Linked DNA regions of Mus musculus: all the other regions are linked to region 3. A link is a loop called in an ENCODE intact Hi-C map of the cell type or tissue named here. Cell type or tissue: gastrocnemius. All regions are shown on one strand. Links, peaks and the distances in the headings refer to the core of each region. The heading gives the core; the rest is flanking DNA.

Region 1 (6,671 bases), core at 618-5,617, 210 kb before region 3:
TTATTGCTTTTGCTTCTCATTTTCCTCTGTACATATTACATGGGTTTGTGTGATCATTTTTATCACTCACTTTTTTTCTGATTACTTTAGGGCTAATTTCCCTTTCCTTTTCTGGTTTCTTAAGGTGGAATTTTTATTCTTCGTTAATATATGCTTTCTACCTCTTCCTGTGGTACCACCACTACCTTAGAGTCTGAACCACATGTAAATTGTTTATAAAAAACAATTACAGATCAGTATCTCCCATGAACACTGAAATAAAGATCCACAAGAAAATATTGGTTAACAAGTTCAGTATTCTACACAATCAACTATATGCCACCACCAAGCAGGCTTTATCCTAGGTACAAAAGTATAGTTCAGTAATCAGTGACCACATCAAAAAGATGATGGAAAAAAAGATCACTTATCATATTGAAAAATACAGAAAGAGACACTTTTCAAATGTCAAACACACGTTTTTTAAAACCTCTCTGTAAACAAAGAATAGAACTAAGCAACCCAATAAAGATATTTTTCAGTTGATCACACTTAAGGCTAGGAAACTGGATGCTTCCTAAGGAGCCTAGGAACGAAGCAAGGATTCCCTCTTTTTCCACCTCACCACCTATTTTCAATTCTGCAAGAGAAGTCCCATCGGTGTGATAAGAAAAAGAAGTAAAGGGAAATTGATGAAGAAGAAGGAAATAAAGCCAGCTTTGTTCAGAAATGACCCAATCGTCTATGAAGAAGGTCTGTGTAGCAGAATCAACAACAAACTCCTAGAACTCATTAAGGGATTATTCTAGTTGAGTTTCAGGACGGAAGCTCGATGTACCTGCAATAAGCAGGTAGTGTTTGAAGTTAAAACCACAATGCTATTTGTGTTAGCACTGAACTCCCCGCGCCCCAAGTATTCAGGCCAATATCTAAGCCTATCTGTATGAGAGCAACCACTGGAAGAATAAAGAACAAAATAAAGGGAAAGGAGACCATGCTCCTGGGTGGCTGTGCTTAACATTGTAAAGGTGTCAACCCTTCCCACTTTGATCCATGAATTCTATACAGCCTCAGTCAAACTCTCAGAAGCTGTTCTGCGAGTATAGACAAACCAATTTTAAAGTTTAGGGAGAGATCATAAAGAGCCAATACCACATTGAAGGAGACAAAGAGTCAGGAAACTAATACTGTGTTGCTTCAAGGTTAATTATAAAAGCTACAAATCCAATGCAACATTGTATCCACAGAACAGGCAAGTTGATGAAAGAGATACAATACAGTCAACTGGTCTGTATTGGAGGAGTAAAGGTGGTCTAAATACTGGTAGACCACAACCCAAGCCAAAACTATAAAGGTAGACACAGAACATGACTTCAGAACACGGGCTCACAGTAGATCTTAGATCTGAATGTGAGACATAAAGCTGTGAGACTTTAGAAAGAGAAGAATCTACATGGCCCTCTGTTTGGATGTGAGTTTTTAATGTAACATTGGTTATATATACCCCAACACTAAAAGCACATACGTGAAAAAGATCAGCTGGACGTCATTAAAATTAAATGTTTCTGGTCGGCAAAAGACACTGCCAAAGGAAATGGAAAGATAATCCACAGTGTAGATGAAAACGTATGAATAAGCTAAATAAATTAAATAAACTACCCAACCAACTAGCAAAAACCATCAAACTTCAAAACACACCTCATCAAAGAGACACGGTTGACAAATATTTACATGAAAGGTGTCATTATTGACATCTAGCCTTAGTCTCTGGTGATCTGATAGGATGCATGAGATTATTTCAATCTTCTTGTATCTGTTGAGGCTTGTTTTGTTATGGTCAATTTTGGAGAAAATACCATAGTACCACAAGATGCTGAGAAGAAGAAGGTGTATTCTTTAGTTTGTTTTATGGTGAAATGTTTACACACACACACACACACACACACACACACACACATTCCATTTGGTTCATAACCTTTAATAGTTTCACTGTGTCTCTGTTAAGTTTCTGTTTCAATGACCTGTTGACCTGTCTATTGGTGAGAGTGGGGTGTTGAAGTCTCCCACCTTTATTTTGTGGGGTTCAATGTATGTTTTGAGCTTTAATGTCATGAATGTGGGTGCCCTTGCATTTTAATGTCAAGGAATGGCAAATTAAAGTAACATTAAGATCCTATTATGTGCTGGTCAGAATGACAGAATCTGGAACACTGATGCCACTCAACATTGGTGAGGATGTGACACACAGCAGGCGCTCTGGTCACTTCTGGCAAGAAGGCGAAACGAAGACTTCATTTTTTAAATGGTAAACAATCCTTTTCTCAATGGAAAACTTGGGTCCACACAAAACCTTGGGATGCAGTGTTTGTAGCACCATACTTAACAATTACCCCAACTTGGAAACGGCAAGAGTGTTTTGAGTAACAGATGGGTTAGAGAAACCATGCTGTGTCTACACATTACAACATTATGAAACATCGAAAGTAAGGCCATCGGAATGGGAAAAGATCATAGATGGGCATCAGTAAGTGAAGGAAGCCCATTGAAATGGCTTTGGGAAACTGCTGTGTGATGTAGTCTATATGAGAAGACATCGGTACTTTAGATGGTACTGTGCTGGTCAGGCTACAGGTCCATCAAGATACTGGTGCCTAAAGCCACAGAAGGCCCAGCACTAGGAACATTACCCATAAGCCATATGTACTGTGTGATGATTACACTGTCACAAATGAGTGGCTTCAAACAGAATGCTAACATGTGGAGTGAGGAGACTTCATGGGCAAGGATGTGGGGGTTTGGCAACGCTGGGTACTTTCCATTCAGTTTCACTGGGAACCCCAAACTGCTCTTTAAAGGGTCTATTCCTTAAGAAAAGAATTATCAGTTTAGAATGCCACAAAATAATTTCAAAGTCATGTAATTGAGGAAAATACATAATAAAAATATATAAAATAAAAAAATAATTTCAGTCATTATCAGTATCAGAAAAAATAATAGAAGTGTAAAAGAAAAAACACTAATTTAAGATAACTGTAAAAGTTAAAACTTTGCACATTTTGACTGCTCCAGGGTTGAAAGAGCTAACAGAGGAGGGTGGCAGAGTAGTGTGTAAAGGCATCATGTTCCCTGGTCACTCTGTCTATGGAAGATACTGCTGTGATCAAAACTAAATAAGTTACATAAAAGTTTTATATTTACTTGTTCTGAATAGTTAACAGGGACATAGAAAAAACGGTGTCAATGCACACTTTATCAGATGCAGTTGAGAAATACTGCTGACCTGAGATGGTTAAGACATGACCTGTGACATCTCTCCTTCCAGATGAGCTCTGTGGTCGTTTGAGGAGAAATAACATGCTACACCCCCTCAGTTCCAGGGCCAGTGTGGGCACTGAGCTGGACGCAGCATCCAACATTCCAGTACTGCTCTGTAAGCAGTAGTGTGAGCTTCCAATTCCAGGGGGAACTGGCTGAAGGGCAGAAATACCCATGCAGTGTCTTCCCGGACAACACCAACAAGAGTAGATGGATGGGCACATGTTCTATGAAACACTCTCTTGTGAGCTGCTTCCCTTATCTAGAGAATGAGCAGAAATGACCCCAGTCCCACTACCAAGGGAACTGGACTTCCTGAGTTACTTCTAAAGTGACCTCAAATACACACACACACACACACACACACACACACACACACACTCAGGTAGCAAAGATGGGGATTGGGTACGGTGTGCTACCCACTCAGGATCCTCACTCCTAGAGAACACCAGCCACTTCTCAACTGCAGCCTCGTGACCCTGGCTCACATTCCTCTGTTACTCCTGGCCTTCCTCTAAGCATCTGGTGCCCTAGCCATCCTCCACGTGAAGGTCTCCTGGCCCGTATGCTCCCTTACCACCTCAGCTCATTCTCAATTTGTGAGCTGGTAGAAACTCAGTAGGCCCAGCTCTGTTGTAGCCTCCTGGGTTAACGGGGGTCATGGCTGGCTTCTCTAGGCTACCAACTGGCATGCCAGCTCCTCACCAAATGCCAGCTTTGAACCGTATGTGGATAAGTAAGGCAGAAGGGATGAAGGAAATTGATCCATCTCAGAGCTTGGCCACCACGCTCCCACAGGTGAGTTCCGAGGCTTGCTTCTTCTATCCAAAGTGTCTGCCAGAGTCAGTGGCTACTCCCTGTTGGAAAGAAGTGTCTAAGAACAAGCCTCCATAACTGTCCTGTGGTGACTGCTCAGAGAGAGAATGTCACCACCAGAAGGTCCTTCCCCAGCCACACCTGTCAGAACTCTCTCCTCCTCTCACTCCACTAAGATTCCTCCAAACCTGGCCACCCATGGAAAGCCCCCTCTGCTCAGATTCTACAGCATTTTGTTCTCCTTGTGCTATTTTAAGTATTCGGTTTGCACTATAAACGAGTGATTGTTTCATCTCTATTAAACAGTAAGAAGGTAGAAGTGGCTTTTCACCTACGCCCCAGCGCTAAACTCTGACCCCACTGGAACATAATGTCTGTCACCCCAGAGGTCTGCCGACACCACCAGAAGGTTGCTAAGGCTCAGAATCATCTCTTTGTTTTTCTTAAATGTCAGAAAGCTTTCTTAAAAAAAAAAAGAGGATATTCTAATAGGTTCCAGGAAAGAAATAATTTGCTAGGGCTCTCCCTGAGCTTTTATATTAAAAAACAAAACAAACAAACAAACAAAAAAACAAACAAACAAAACAAAAAAACTAGCCAAAAGTCTAAAACTTAAAGATTTCTTTATGTAAGTCATAGAGGTAAACAGGAATATGTAATCTGATAAAAGAGCATTTAAATTATTAACAACAATTAGCGGTGGTAGAACAGACTGTCCCTTCCGAGAGTGGTTATGTAACTCGTCACTGAAATCCTACCTGCCTCACCATCAAAATGGTCTGGAGACAGACGACCTGCCAAGCTCAGGGTTGTGGATCTCCTATTTCACTGCAAGGCCTGCCCAGTCATTTCCATGAGGCGTTCATCCCAGGAAATCAACCTGCGGCCCAGAGCTGCAGACAGGTGCAGCCAGCAAGCATGCCACGAAGTAGGGGCCGGAGGAGATTAAAGTTAGAGAATGACACACGAACCCATGATCCCCAGCCTGACCACTGTTGTCGGAATCAGTGGGTTGTCAAGACACTTCATCCTGCACTCATGAAGCAGATTAACTCATGATAGTGACAGTGTAGTCTTGTGATCATCTAAACTAGTAAACTCTGGGATGGAAAATCTAAATCATCTCGCTGAAAATGTCAGAGAGAGCTCCCTGCCTTCTCCAACAGAGCTATAGACAACTTCTTGATTTCAGTGGGGTTAATAGAGAATTGGGTGACAGACTGGCAGGAGACCAGCTTCTTTGTCCTCTTCTGTCCTGCCAGGGCACATAGGTGGAATCCTGATTCAGAATGCCCAGAGATTTAGTCCAATCTCCTGTTTTCACAAATACAGGAACGGGATCCAAGCCACACATAGACCCTGGGAGCCTGCAGAGCTGGTATCTCTGAAACTGGGAGGGAATCCGGGCTGCCCAGCAGAAGATGTGGTTTGTAGCAGGAAGCCAAGAATTCTAGGTCTGACCTACCGTCTAAGGTAAGGGAGCAGGCAATATCTCCAAGTGTGGACTTCAGACCACAGCGTCATTCTGGAACATGTTAGGAAAATGCGGATCATGGATTCTCCCGCAGATCTGTGAACTGACCCAGGAGTGGAACACAACCTGCTGTAACTCCTTCAGATGTTTCTGATGTGTGCTCACATCTGAGAACTCACTCCGGAGAAAGCTCTGCTCATTGTGGATAGTGTTTTGTTCCCGTCGCTTTTGGACAGGGCATCCCTAGTGTTTTGAACACCTCATGATGAATATGCTCTCACGGCCACATTCAGAATTTGAGAACTGACTCCTCTCCTGTCCAAAGTAATTCCTCAGCCCTAGCAATCCAGAAATGGACAGTGCATGCCATGTCCACCTGTGCTACCTCCCTTGGGGGCCCCCGTGAGTGACACATCTTTGTCAACATCAGTATCACCTTGATCGCTGCCAACACTTATATAAGGACAGCAATATGCCAGGTGGTGCTGTTAGAGCTTATAATATTAATCCACTTAATCACACACACACACACACACACACACACACACACACACACACACACACATCGTATGGTCGTATTCTTCCAATATTACAGGGAACTGTAGCAAAGACAAATGAACTGGTCTACAATAATCCTATCACTCCAAAAGGTCGGTACCGAGTTTTAAACCCAAGTAGATAAAACGCATGCGAGAGAAGCTGCCCCGGGAGTGGTCAATGCCTGCCCACTGCCCTTCATCTTGTGCCCGTCTCCCTGCACTGTGCTGGACCACAGTCATTCCACGCAGCACGCTTCTCCTGAGCTTTCCTGACTGAAACTCCCTGCCATCCAGCCTTCCTCTCATTTGGAGAATTGCTTTTAGTTTTTGCCAAACCACATCTTAGTCTACAAGGATCTTCTCTGGGATCCCACGAAGAGTTTTGGGGCAAGCTTTTCTTTCTGATGGTGGGACCTCTGTTAAAGTGGATGCTACACTGAACTGGTATGGCCTGCCTTTCAATTCTGGAGCTGTAAGATTTTAAGAGTGGAATCTGCTGTTTCTTCTCCATCCACCCCACTGTGCATCACAGGAGGCAATGAATATCG
Region 2 (6,671 bases), core at 604-5,603, 63 kb before region 3:
TTTTCCAAAACCTCTCCTCTTTGGGTGTGTATCTCTTTTTCTAGACATGATCATCCTCACCCACTTTTAACTGGAAGAGCCAGCCATGGCTTCTTCACTTATTCTCCACTGCCCCATGGTGCTCACTATAAAGAATCAGCAGCTCTCTAGCCTGTTCTCCTCCTCTGTGACAAATGTCACCTAACTGTGGCCATATGAGAAGCTGCACCATCTATCGTGGGGCATGTATAAGTTTCATAACACATGGTGTTTCAGTTGCCTGAGATTCCAGTTTCTGACTTTGAATTCCATTTTATCTTAATGTGCTTTGCCCTTTTACCACTCTTCCCTTTTCTCACGGGGGGGGGGGGGATATATCCTGTGCTAGGCATGCTAAATTATGTCTATGTGCTACTTCATTTCATCTTCATAATCATGATCCTTGGTGTCTGGCTGAGTAGATCAAGGCACAGAGAAACAAGGCAACTTCCCCAAACTCACACAGCTAAGGTTAGCGTTAAAATCCACAAGAAACTCCTCTTTAAGTATGCCATGCGGTGTCGTTACAGAAATGATTGTACGATAGACTGTATCACACACACACACACACACACACACACACACACCCCTCAACTACTCAAATATAAACACTTTGCACGACTGCCTCATTTTAATCCTCTCAGAACATTTTTGGGGTTTGCATCGTTGTGTTTGGGATTCTATTAACCTCTCTAATTCTTAGAACACTACCTAAAGTGAGGTTTTTCTGACTCAGTTTTCCCCTTCCTACAATGACACTGTGAATAGTCTTTGCAAGTATCACTGTAATTTATGGATGTTAAGAATGCACATTAGAACACAGCTTGAGGCGGGCTCTGTCATTGCAAACAATTATCACTTTTGACCTGTCACCTGACCTCTGGCCTTCCTTCCTCATCAAGATCCCCACCCTAAGCTGCCGATGCTCCCTCTCCGGCTACTACACAAGGAGCGATCATTTCTCTCTAATATTTGGGCTGTGCTTTGAAATCATTGATTTGTCAAATAATGAAGAAATATGGCTGGAGGAAAAGTACCAACGTGTGTGAAACTTAACTGCACCCCGCTCCATGGCTGGCTTGTACGTGAGGTGGGAGAACACTTGGTGATGAATGTACAATAAACACATGCAGAAAAATGAAAGAACGCAGCCAGGAAGGAAGGCGGATAGAAGGCTGGGCAGAAGGCCGCTGAGCCTCAGCTGGCCAGCTCGGGAAGGAGTCACGCAGGCTGAATAAAGACGCACTTTCTGTTTTCCAAGGGTGGTGTTTTATTTAACACTTCACCTCATTCACAGTCAACCTTGTCTATTTCGATGAAACTAGGATTTCCAAAAATACATGTTATGAAGTCACTTAAAGAGCAGACACGAGGGTCTCACTGAAATAGAAGGAAGGAAGTTTATGAGAAGGTTTGCATTTCTTTCTTGCTTTCCCACGCTTTTCAAAGGCCCTGGTCCTACCTCTTTCTCTGATATTTGGAAGGAAGCTCTGCAATTGTGAAAATAGATGCTCCAAAGACCTTAACCTAAATATTTACATTCTGCTTTTTTCAGTTGAACAATTGGCTTTGTTCTTTAAGCATTTAGGTCAAAATACTTAAATGTTTTAAAACATCAATAACCGGAGGATATGGGTGGGATTTTTTTTTCCCACTCTATAGTCTAAACTTGCAGGTTTTAGCAAAACCTCCACAAGAAAAGAATTGGGAGCTTTAAAGCATAATGCACACACACACACCCTGAAAATAGAGGGGAAAGGGAGATTGCTGGCTCTGCATTCTCTTCAACACAAAAGCACCTCCCTTCCACTTCCCTCCACTAACCTGGCAAGCAGATATAGCCCTGACTTCATGCAGAGAGCATTCCAAACCCTCTCACTGTGTAGGCTTGACCTCAGGGGTGACCATGAGCCCTGTATGTATCAGCACCTCATCTCAGAGCATTCCTAAGTGTTTGTAGTCACTGTCCTCAAGACACAGAAGTCAGACCCAGGCACCGGGAAATAATGCAACTACTGCAAATGATGTCACCCCTCAGATGTGACACCACCAGCCACCAGCTAGCAGCCACCAGCCACCAGCCACCAGCCACCAGCCACCAGCCACCAGCCACCAGCCAGGGCCACCTAGCCTAGAGCATGTGCCTTCCCTTAAAACAGGAGGTCACTCCTGTGAGGTCATCTTCTTTCCCTTCCATAAACTGAAATCAGCTTGAATAGCAGAGCTAAGTAGGAAGGACCTGGGCAAACTGCAAGAGGCCTTTTTTGAGGTTAGGTCAACCCTGTCTGAGGTTTGGAAGTCAAGGACACAACTCGGAAATAACAAGTTGACAGAATGGAACTGTGTGAGAACAAGAAAGAAACAGGGGGGGGGGCATTTTTCTCATGAGCCTCTTCCTTTGCTGGTTTCATTTCATAGGCCTGCTCTGGCCCTGAGCTGTGTATGTCTGAACTCTGAAGAAAGCCCCCCCCACCCCCAAGCCCTCCAACCCCCACTCCCCACCCTCAGCCCCCAACCCCTCCATCCTCCCACCGACATGTTCTTCCCCCACCAGTTTCCAGAACTGCTCTTGTTCACACTGGAAGTCAGAGTGAGACGGGCAGGTAGCTGTGTGTGGAGCCAGTTGTCTTGAACTGGTCACCTTTCTAATAGTGGAACTGAGCCTTCGGTAATGAGGCCACTTAAAGGCCTTTCCCTGCAGAAACCTCGAGGAGGCATTTGGGTTCCCAGTCACCTCTATCGAACCTGATTTAAGTTTCCAGAACTGAGTCACTCGCTGACCTTCCTCTATGTGTCACATTGCTCGTATCAAGTTTCACCTGTTCCAATTCTTGGTTGATGACAGCAGTTTGCCCTTGAGAGCTGAGTGACAGGGGCAGCTGACAGACAAGCTTCCAAACCAATTACAGGGAAGACCAGGAAAACTAATGCGCCCCCCCCCAAAAAATGGATTGTGAAGGCAAGGAGGCCAAGCAGGTGTTCCAGCGGGTGCCTTTATCCAAAGCTGTTTCTTGGGGTTGCCCGAGGTGAGGTGATGGATCACTTGAAGTAGTGGCAGCAGAGGGCCTAAGTTTACATTGTCGGAGAAAGAGTGAGGGCCCGAAACCCTGAGGACCGTCTGCACATGTCAAAGCTGGCAAAGGAGGAACGAGAACAGACCACATAGATCTCTGAAGTAGCCTCGGGAGCGCTAGCCACCGTGATCCTTTCTCGTACCCAAATACTCTGAGGGAGAGCCAAGAAAGACACAACTCTGCCGCTACCTCAGAAGCCCTTACTGCTGCATCCACACAGCTCTGGCCTCTCCAGTCCCCGCTCTTGCCCATTTTGTGAATTTCTTGCTGTATTTCTTCCAAGCACAGCTTTTCCCTCACTCATCGTCCCGAGAGCATCCCCCATCTCCTATACTCTGTCTCCAGTGAGGAAGAAAAGCCCTGACCCATTGATGACTGTTCAGTTAGCACTCCCCTGTCCCAGTCTAAAGAGCAAAGAACAGCATCGACATTGATAACTGCGTAGACAACTACGCAGAGACGGTAGGATCTGGGTTCTAGCCCACAGTTGCTACTTGCTCTTGCAGTACGTGTGGTCTTGTGGTCGTACCTCCAGGGCTTTCTCCCCATCGACCTGCTTATGTCTCCTTCTTGGTGTGTTCTAAATAATGAGTGTGGTACTTGGCACACGGTCTGTTTTCCCCTGTACCTGAAGCATCAATAATCAGTATTTCCATTAGTCACACGCATGTTCAAGATTTTACGTAATTTCTTAAAGGCATTTTTGTTTTGAGACTGTGCACTCTGGTTACTATAGTCTCAGAAGAAAACATGAGTTGGTCAAAGGTCACCAAGCTTGATTCTCAATTTGTCGAAAGTCGGATCTTCTTAAGTGCCTACATCTCTGCATATAGTCTCTCACTTTATAGGAAAGAACAAGTCTTCCACTCGAGATTGCTTCAATTTAGGAGTTGTTGGTGAAATGAACTGTAGGGTAGACTTGGGGGAGTTAGTTTATGCTTGAACAATCTAACTTTATTGGCGCCCTTTTTTTATGTTAACATGATATTAAGACCTCTGTGGGTAGCCGTAGCTGTTCCCTGGGTGAGGAAAGGGTTTGCTGGGTTCCTGTCAGCTGACGGTCAGTCCTCATGGACGCCAAGCCTTATTAAATCACTACTGAACGTTCATCTTCTACAAAACTTTCTGATCCTGACACACAGTAAGCAAGCTAGAGGTCCTTTGGCAAGCAGGGAAGTGGCACAGGAAGAAGAGGAGAGTTTGTGGGAAGCGTAAAGAAAGGTTTGTGAGATAAAAAGACATCGCTGAAGTCCTGCGGGATGACTCTCACCAGGGCTTCTAACGGCCTTTCTCCTGGCCGCACGAGAAGAACCCAGCTCCGGAGACTTTACACGGTTCCTCTCCCCTTTCAGAATTTAAGACCAAGTGATCTGAAAGAGTGCACCTGGACCTAATACCTCCCCCAGTCCCCTGAGGAGCCCATTTCCAGGTATGCTTCCACACTCCATGGAGCAACCGGGCTGTGCTCTGCAGTCATTCATCAAAAATGTGCTGAGGCCCTACCTCAATAAGCCCCGGGGACAAGCAAATTCTCATTGCCAAAGAATGTGACGATGCCCCCTCCCTCCCAAAAAGGAAAAAAAATTAAAAAGTCAGTATGAACAGGTAAATAGGTGAGCGCGCGCACCTTAGCAAAGATTGCACAAATCCAGATCCACATCCTGTCTCCTGTCACGAGGGCATGAGTCTGCTGTGGTTAAATGAGATAGCGGTTTCTTTGTTCTTGAGCTTTGGTTATTGCTGTTTGCTTGTGTTTGTTCTAATGGGATGTCCTGGCGGAGGAAGGAGCTCAGTTAGCAAGGGACTCTATGGATGGATGGAAGCTACCTGGAGCTGAGCTGTGCCAGACATTATAAACATTCTTATAATTACAGTCCCTTTCCCTTCCCCTCCCATCGGACCGCTTTAGAACGCCATCGTCTTACCATCCGTTCCATATGAATGGCAGAATTGTTGATGGGCTGTACCCTATGGAACAGGGCCTTGGAGTGCTCTGTTTACTCCGCTCTACCCACCAGAGGCCCTCTCAGCTCCTCTTTCCCACATCTTTCACTCCCCTGCCCTTCCCCACGTTCTCTCCTCTCTCTCTCTTCCTCTTCCTCTCTGCTATTTCTCAGGCTGACTTCCCCAGTGAACCACCACTTCTGAATTCCTTAAAGCCAATGAGTCATACACTGGTCCGAACTTGTGTGCATTCCTGTCCCATACAGAACCCTCGCCTAATAAATTTTTAGTTAATAATAAGACATCGGGCAAGCTTCCCAAGAAACAGCCTTTACCTGTGACCTCGCTACCTAATTTCACACACATCACAGTAACGTGTAGGAAGAACCTAGACTTCTACCCAGAGTCCTTCTGAGGGAAACAAAACAGATTCTGGTAAACACTGAGAGAGAGACAGGCCTCTGAATAGAGACACAGGTAAGGCTAAATAAAGTCAGACACAAGAGTGTCCCGGAGGGAGGACACCTGCAGGACATGGCTTCCGGTAGGGAGCACCTGCTCGCAAAGCACCTTGGGAAGGAGGACAGAGGGGACTGGGGCGGCAAGCAGCCACATGACTTCAGAGCAGACAGAGGCAGCAAGGAGAGATCCCAGAGATAGCAGAGAACGAGATCCTCTGGGAACAGAGGGAAGGAAGGCCTTTCAGAACACCCTGCTACCCACCCAGGCGAGGGGGCTGGAGGCTGAACACGTTAGAGAAGGAGGCGACGTGCTTCGAGCTGCATGTCCACCCAGCTTACTCACGGTTATCTCAAGTGGGACTGGAATGCCCCCAAGCACAGAGCCGACCTTGTCAAAGGCCGGAAATGCGCTGTTGACCTCCCAGAGGCCACACAGGCATCTAGGGGTCAAGGCAGGCCTCTTCCTCACTGTCAAGTACAAGAGCATCTAGAGAATTTCACAACCACCTGGATTTTAAATTTTTAAATTAATTTTTCTAAATCATTTTATGCTCGTGCCTTGCCAAATATTATTAGTTTTTAGCGACTAGAAAGTCTATATTGTTGCTTTTTGTTCGATGGTTTATAATATTATTCATGGTAAGAGCATTCATTTTCTCTTGCTGACTAAACTGGCCATGTTTCCGTCGCAGATCTTAAGACTCAATTGCATATGGCTTTCCAGAACCTTTGAGTCACTCCTCTTCAAGGTCCTGCTGGCCCTCGGGTGACAATGTCTACAGTAAATTGAAGACCTCATCCAGAAAGCTCGTTCAATATGTTGGGCTCTGTGTGGAGCTATGTTAGTCACTCCCAGGGGCTGGCGGAGGGGGACACAGGTGTTGGGAGCACTGGAGAACGCACCACCTTGGGGAAAAGAAGTTTCCTAGAGGCATGCAGTAAATCCTGGGAGGGCACTGCAGCCTGACTCCACACATGTGGGGCTGTCCCGCTCAACCAGCCAGTGTGCTGGGGATGAATCAGGGAGAGTGCCTAGCATATATGAAGGCTGGACAAAACACACCAGCACGTGCACACACCTGCTTAAGAACCAGCCAGAATTGCATGAGAGCAAAGGAAAGAGGGAGAGAGGGAGGGACGGAGGGGAAAGCGGAAGGGAGGGGATAAATTTCAA
Region 3 (6,671 bases), core at 1,095-6,094:
ACGAGCTCTGAGGGTACTGGTTAGTTCATATTGTTGTTCCACCTATAGGGTTGCAGATCCCTTCAGCTCCTTGGGTACTTTCTCTAGCTCCTCCATTGGGGGCCCTGTGTTCCATCCTATAGATGACAATGAGCATCCACAAGATTGTTTTTCTTATTTAACAAAAAACAATCATATGTAGAGCTGAAGAGAGTGTTCAGCAGTTAAAACCATGCGCTACGCTCTAAGAAGCTCTGGGCTTGTTTCCCAGCACCCACATGGTGGCTCACAATTGTACTCAGCCCTCTTCTGACCTGTTTACATATTACACATACGTTACTCAGGCACACACACATACACAGAAGTATTTCTAAAAGCTGCCATATAAAAACAGAACTATCATTTGCGAAACACAAGACAGGACAATGAAGTATATACAAACTCAATATATATCCCCAGTATCAACTATAGGAGTAACGGTGGGGGGATGGATGCATGATGGATGGATGGATGGGTGGATGGATGATTAGATGAGTGGGTAGATGGATGGGTGGAGGAACAGATGAATAGTCATAAAGCAATGTGAAGAAGGAGGAAGCTGGGGTGGGGGAACGTCATTTATTGTGGATGAAAATTAAGCAGGAACTACAAACCCAAGTGCATTCACCCCACGGCTTCTGTTAGAAGTGAATTCTGTATCACATTCTAGTAAGATGGAGCCGACGAATTGTGTTAGCTCATCTTTTCAACAAGAACCGCTGAGCCCCATAAATCCTATCACTTCAGGACAGACAACCGTGATGAGCAGCGGGACAACGTGTGGAGCAGGAAGTATGCCTGCCGTTCATGGTACTTAATCAGAAGGCCCGTGGATGGGTCACGAAAATTCTGTGGTAATAACTTCCAAAGGTGCCAGCACACAAGAAAAGCTTCTAACCCAGCCGAGATCAGTCAGGAAAAGAAGCTTCGAGAAAGAAAGAGAAGAAGGAGCAGATGTATCCGCCTACTCATATAGATACGAATCTATCTCATATGCATGTGCCTCTTGGAATATTTCCTTCTGGTTGGCATGACATCACTGACCCTTTCAAGGGTGCTCACTTCTTTAGTACGCATCAATCAATATAAATTTACCGAATGACAAAAGTCCAAGAGCCTCGTTTTCCTGGATTGTTCTCCTTGTGCTAGAAGCTGGAGTTACAGTTATTTTCTCCCTGGAGAAAATAAGTTCCTAGGTCAGACACTTCAATAAACTTCTACATAAGAAAAATGTACCACTGCTCTGAACGCATGACTTCTTCAACAGCTCTTGTTAAATTGTGTGGCTTTCTATCCAAATTAAACTTAGATGCCTCTCTAAAATGGACTTCAGGAAAGCTAATAATAATAATAAAAAAAACTAAAATGTAAATTTAAATATTTCGATACAATTAAACCTATTAACAGGAAAGCCTTTTCATTATTTTTAGTATTGGTGTTTGGTCTTTTTGTATATGTCTTTGCTCCACAAGCATGCCTGATGCCTGAGGTGGCTACAATAGGGCACTGGATTCCCTGGAAGTATAGTTACAGTTGTGGGCCATGCCATGGGTCCTAAGAATCAGATCTGAGAATCGGAGTGCTCTGCAGGCTACAGTCAGTGCGCTCTTCACAGCTGAATTACACAGCCCCCCAGGAAATTCTAGGCCAGCAACATAGCATAAATTTGACAGTCTGTGGAGTCAAAATCCGGTCACTCTATAAACTGTATGGCCTTGGCAAGCTACTCAACTTCTCCATGTTTTTAACTGTAATAGGTAAATAATGAATTCTAAGCGGCCCCTACCTCACAGAGCTAATGAATTAAATATGCATATGTACAAGGGATTGGAAAGCCTGAGAGCTGCGTGGCACATCTGGAACACATCTTGGAAGGTGAAAGTCGGAGATCAGGAGTTTAAGATCGACCAAGGCTATTTAGAAAATTCAAAGGTAGCCTGAACCTATGTAGAACCTTGACTCAAGAGTGGGGGGAGGGGTGTTAAACAATAAGGAATTCGAAATAGCATCTATTCTGAGAGCTAAGTATTATCTAGACTCATTAATTACAATGCTTCTAATTCCAGGAAAATTTTAAAAACACAAGTCAAAAGTAAAACGCATAGTTGTGAAGGTAGAACAAACGTGGGGGGAGGAGGTATCCACCAGGTTCAGTAGCTTTCGCCATTCTGACCTTTGCTCCACTTTAGGAGAGAAAAGGGCCCCGGGCAGGGCTGTGGAGAAATCTGAACTCAACATTATATTCACCTCGAAGATTTCTTCCCAGGAAAAAGTCAGCAGGTAAAGAAAAGTTGTAATTTCCTAACTCAGAGGCGAGTATGTTGTCTTTGTGTTTATTTCCCTGTCGGTTTTTTTCTCCTTCCTAGACTTTGATAGAATGACTCAAAAGATAAACACACACACACAATTACTAGAAAGAATCTAAAATGCCACGAGACTAAACGATCGCAGCATTTCTGTAAAAAAAAAACAAAAAACAAAAAAACCCGCTTCCTCCCTAGGGCCAAGATGAGGGCGGAATGTCTACGTAACGTCTTCTCGACAAAGGAGCAGGAGAACAACTCTGAAAGCCACTTTCAAAGGCTCACTGGGAGCCATGTGGAAGCACCGCGCAAAGCTTCGGGGACTTTCCTCGTGGGTCTGGGGATTTAGCAAGACAACCCACGAGCTGGGGAGTCCCTGCTCGCCGGGGTGCGGGCTCGGCCCCAGGCGCGGGCACGTGCACATGCTGCAGCGGCCTCGCTCCCCCGCGGCCTCCCCGAGCGGAGGATTACCCCTGATGATCACGACTCTCTAGGTTTCCCCAGTCACTGGCTCCCCACCGCGGCTCCCTGTCCCTTCCATCCCTCCCCGCCACGCGCACCAAAAGAAGGCGGAACCCAGTGAGTCGCCATCACGTGGGCTCTGGACGAGCAGAAGCGGTCTGCGCAGAAGTGGTCTGCGCACGAGCTGCCCGCGCCTCGCGGGGCCTCCGCGCCCGCAGCCTCAGTGGAAAAATTTCAGGAGACCTACTGAGGCTGCGCGGAGTAGGCCACGCCCCCTTCCCGCCCGTTGCTTCTGCGCGGGTTCCTCCCGCCCCTGGGGAGCAGCCCCGCCTCCGCCCCGCGCTTCTGCGCAAGCCCCGCCCTCCCTGGGGAAACCGCTGCGTAAGCCCCGCCCTCCCCAGGGGGAAAGCGCCGCGTACCCCTCGGCCATGACTTCCGGAGCTGCCACCGCTGGCCCGGGGTGCCTGCGAGGCCAACTCATGTGTGGCCGCCTGGCATCCTGAGAGGCGAGCAGCGGCGCCCTGGCGCCTCAGCCTTCGTCTGCGGGGCGCCGCGGCCTCAACCTCGTCACCTCAGCTCCACACGGGTCCCACGTCTTCTGGATGGAGCTGGATGGAGGGAGGAGTGGTTGGGGTGGGATGCTGAGGGGACCGACGGTCGCCTAGACAAAGCCCGATCTGGATCACCACCACCCACCCACCCCAGGAAAATAAATAATATTCATTTTCCCCCCCATCCAGAAATATGCCTCACGGAATTTACCCCTGAGGCAGCAATTGTAAGGAGTTTGACCTCACCCAGAGGTGACAAATGGCCACACCGACCATGACATTCTTTGGCTGTAAAGGGGTGTGTCATGTGTGCGTGGTTCTCCTCAAGAAAACAAATTTAGCCATTTTAGCCACGGGTTGGTTCAGTCGGGTGAGTGTTGCCTAATGTGGAGGCGAATAGAGGGGTGTTAGCTCTCCACTTGTCCTCAGAGAGGTTTTTACTGGAAACCGGATGCAGACATCTACATGAGACCACGTTGTGCCAAAGATTTCAGCCAAAACAGTGGGAGTTTCTGTGAGTAATCTCAGAACCAAGCCCATAGAAGCCCCCACAACCCACTTGAGAACCAGAATTGCAGGTATGTTAATAAATCTTTATTTCTTCGCCTTGGGTGAAGAAAGAACACGAAACTGACTGAAGGCCAAGAAGGTCATCGAGGCCCAAAAGTAGGCACAATATATTGATAAATCTTTGCCTTTTCCTCTGAACAAAAATACGGGTAACCCGTTTTTAAAAACAGATTTTGGAGAATTGTAATGATCTGAGTCTTTATTGTTTTTAAAGCAATCGGATGTAGCACAGTATTCAAAACCTAGACCTCTATAACTGCGCTGGCTCCTTGTTTTCTCGATTAGCTTTTCGTTCCAAGTGTGAGCATTCTGTCAACCCGTGGGCATGTGGACTTTTCAACCCTGTTACTGCTGATTAGCAGGTGTTGGTGGAAGATCTAGGTCCATGAACACTTTCTCTTTGCTGTCATTCTTTCTTGTACCTAGCAAAATGGACTCCAGAGGAAATGGCAGTGAAGCATGACAAAAAGAAAAAAAATCAGCCATTCCTCATTTTTTAGAGAGGAGACAGAAACGATTGGTACTAGATCCCTTGAAAGTCTCAATAGCAGTAAACATTTATACTAAAATGTCTGTAAATCTGAATGTTCCTGAAAAGGTCTTCTAGGGCTAAGTGTCTTAAGGGGCACCAGAATTTTATTCTTACGGAGGAAAACATGCCTTGCACACAACACTGCTTACAAATCATGGCCTCACTGCATAACATACTGTTTAGACATTATTAAGTTCCTTGATGCTGATCAACGGAGTGTGAAACATCACAGCAGTACTTCCAGGAAATGTGATCTTTCTTCATGAAACTGACTCACAGAATTGACACCTGTCATCCCTCACCCCCAACCCCACCCTGTGGATGTCTGCCCTTTGACCCCTGAAACCACTCTATAATCATAAACCTGCAATCCTCATGGAGGACACCCCCAGGATATTAAAGAGATCAGAATAAAAAAACAAAACAAAAAGCTACCCCCTGAAGTCTTAGAGAAGACTGTGGTGGCTAAAAGTTAAGCTCAGAGCATCTCTGCAGACCTGCTATGTGCTATATATAGTCTCATCTAAGCCACTTTTCATTGCTTAGTATGTTTGTTGCAATTGTGTCTGGTGGTTGACAACCCCTGTGTGAATCTGGTGCTCACCGATTGGCAAATTCTGGTTGGCCAGCATCCAGAATATAGCCCAGTGGTTCTCTCTGCCTGTCACCCACCCTTACCTACAGTAACACCGTTCTGTGTTGAATCAGAACTTGTCTTTTCGGGTAATACAATATGGCAGAAGAGAGAAAGGTACCATTGAAGGTCAGTTCATGAAGGCAGTGTCTGCCTCCGTCTCTCCTCAATCATCTGCACCAGGAAGAGCCAGCAGGCATGTCCTGGTGACAGCTTCTGGAGGAGCCTTAGAGAGGAAGCAGCGGGCCATGCGGAATTGCCCCCAGGGTGAAGGGTGCTGAAGGAGATGTTTCAGCTTCTATCAAGAAAGCAGGGAGCTGCAGCTTTGTATTGAACCCTAAGCCAGAGCACCCAACTAAACTCTTGGATTCCTGGTCGGCAGAAATCTTGAGAAATAATAAAAATTGTTTTCAGACAGTAAGCTAGAATATTTTGTCACACAGCAATTAATATCTAATGAAGTATCCTCCAACTTGAAAGTGTGCTCTAATTGATCAGCAACGTGTAACATATTACTCTGGGCTGAGGAGCCATTTTGTAGATGTTAAGTTCGTCTTTCACGGAGCACCCTCTATACATGATCCCAAGAATAGACTATACAAAGTGATATGGACAGGGTAAGAAAAGAATTTTCTTTATTTTTTTAGGTTTTTCTAGATAGGGTTTCTCTGTGTAATAGCCCTGGCTGTCCTGCAACTTCGTAGACTCGGCTGCCTTTGAACTCACAGAGATCCACCTGCCTCTGCCTCCTGGGTGCTGGGATTACAACCATGCACTGCAACCGCCCATCCAGAAAGGAATTTTCTAGTGGATCCAGAAGAGATTAATATTGAGAAAACATAGACTATGACAATATTGATAAGACTGGAAGCCATTTTAATCAGTAAAATCAGCCAAGACTTAACATTGCATAATCTCAATCTCTTTGAAGTCTAAACTAGTTGAGTTTATAGAACTAAGGAATAGAACAGGAGCTGGAGATGGTAGATTAAATTTGGAGACAGCAAGGTATCTCAGTAATGACTGTGCTTGTTGGACTGTCCAGCATGAGGACCTGGAGCCACAGCTACAGGAGCCACATTTTCAAACCTGATGAGCATGGGATGTCCTTGAACGATCAAGTGGAAATCGAAGAGAGATATCAAGTGCTCTTGCTCCCAAAACAGAACTAGGTGAGACAATTAGGATGTTACTTAGCTTGCTTGAGACTTTTCACTATGTAAAGATCCTTCAAAACATTCTTCGTAAAATAATATAATTTTACTGGACAATTTAAAAATAAAACAAGAAAATATGGAACTCATGGGAACAAAGGAAAGGATGTAGTTTGGAGGAAGAAGGGGAGGAAAGTAATTTTATTATCTTTCTATGATGCTATCGTGTTTAAGTTTTTTTGTTTTGTTTTGTCTTTTTGGTGTTTTGAGACAGGGTTTCTCTGTGTAGCCCTGGCTGTCCTGGAACTCACTCTGTAGACCAGGCTGGCCTCGAACTCAGAAATCCACCTGCCTCTGCCTCCCAAGTGCTGGGGTTAAAGGCATGCACCACCACTGCTAGGCGAGCGTTTAAGTTTTAACTTTGAGTAACACTGTCTTGAGACAAAG

What was found. A loop is a pair of places that touch in the nucleus more often than their neighbours do. Peaks named below come from ENCODE experiments on the same cell type or tissue, not always from the same donor. Only the 100,000 strongest peaks of a DNase experiment are listed, where the experiment ranks them.
Region 1: a loop joins it to region 3, with 2.9 times the contacts of the local background. A loop is called at or near these places in 2 of 42 quality-filtered maps.
Region 2: it touches region 3 in a loop (4-fold over the local background); 3 of 42 quality-filtered maps call a loop at or near these places.

What each region holds. Positions count from the first base shown.
Region 1 is chr15:96,914,039-96,920,709 of GRCm38, reverse strand. No RefSeq gene overlaps it. Among named protein-coding and RNA genes, the nearest start is that of Gm32677, 79 kb to the right of the region's middle. In gastrocnemius, for the core only: no CTCF peak of the experiment used is centred there; no DNase peak of the experiment used is centred there; H3K4me3 peaks cover 277 bases; H3K27ac peaks cover 3,037 bases.
Region 2 is chr15:96,769,086-96,775,756 of GRCm38, reverse strand. No RefSeq gene overlaps it. Among named protein-coding and RNA genes, the nearest start is that of Gm32564, 46 kb to the left of the region's middle. In gastrocnemius, for the core only: no CTCF peak of the experiment used is centred there; no DNase peak of the experiment used is centred there; H3K27ac peaks cover 3,353 bases.
Region 3 is chr15:96,706,181-96,712,851 of GRCm38, reverse strand. No RefSeq gene overlaps it. Among named protein-coding and RNA genes, the nearest start is that of Slc38a2, 9.8 kb to the right of the region's middle. In gastrocnemius, for the core only: no CTCF peak of the experiment used is centred there; DNase peaks (open chromatin) are centred at 2,210, 3,053 and 3,719; H3K4me3 peaks cover 1,742 bases; H3K27ac peaks cover 2,987 bases.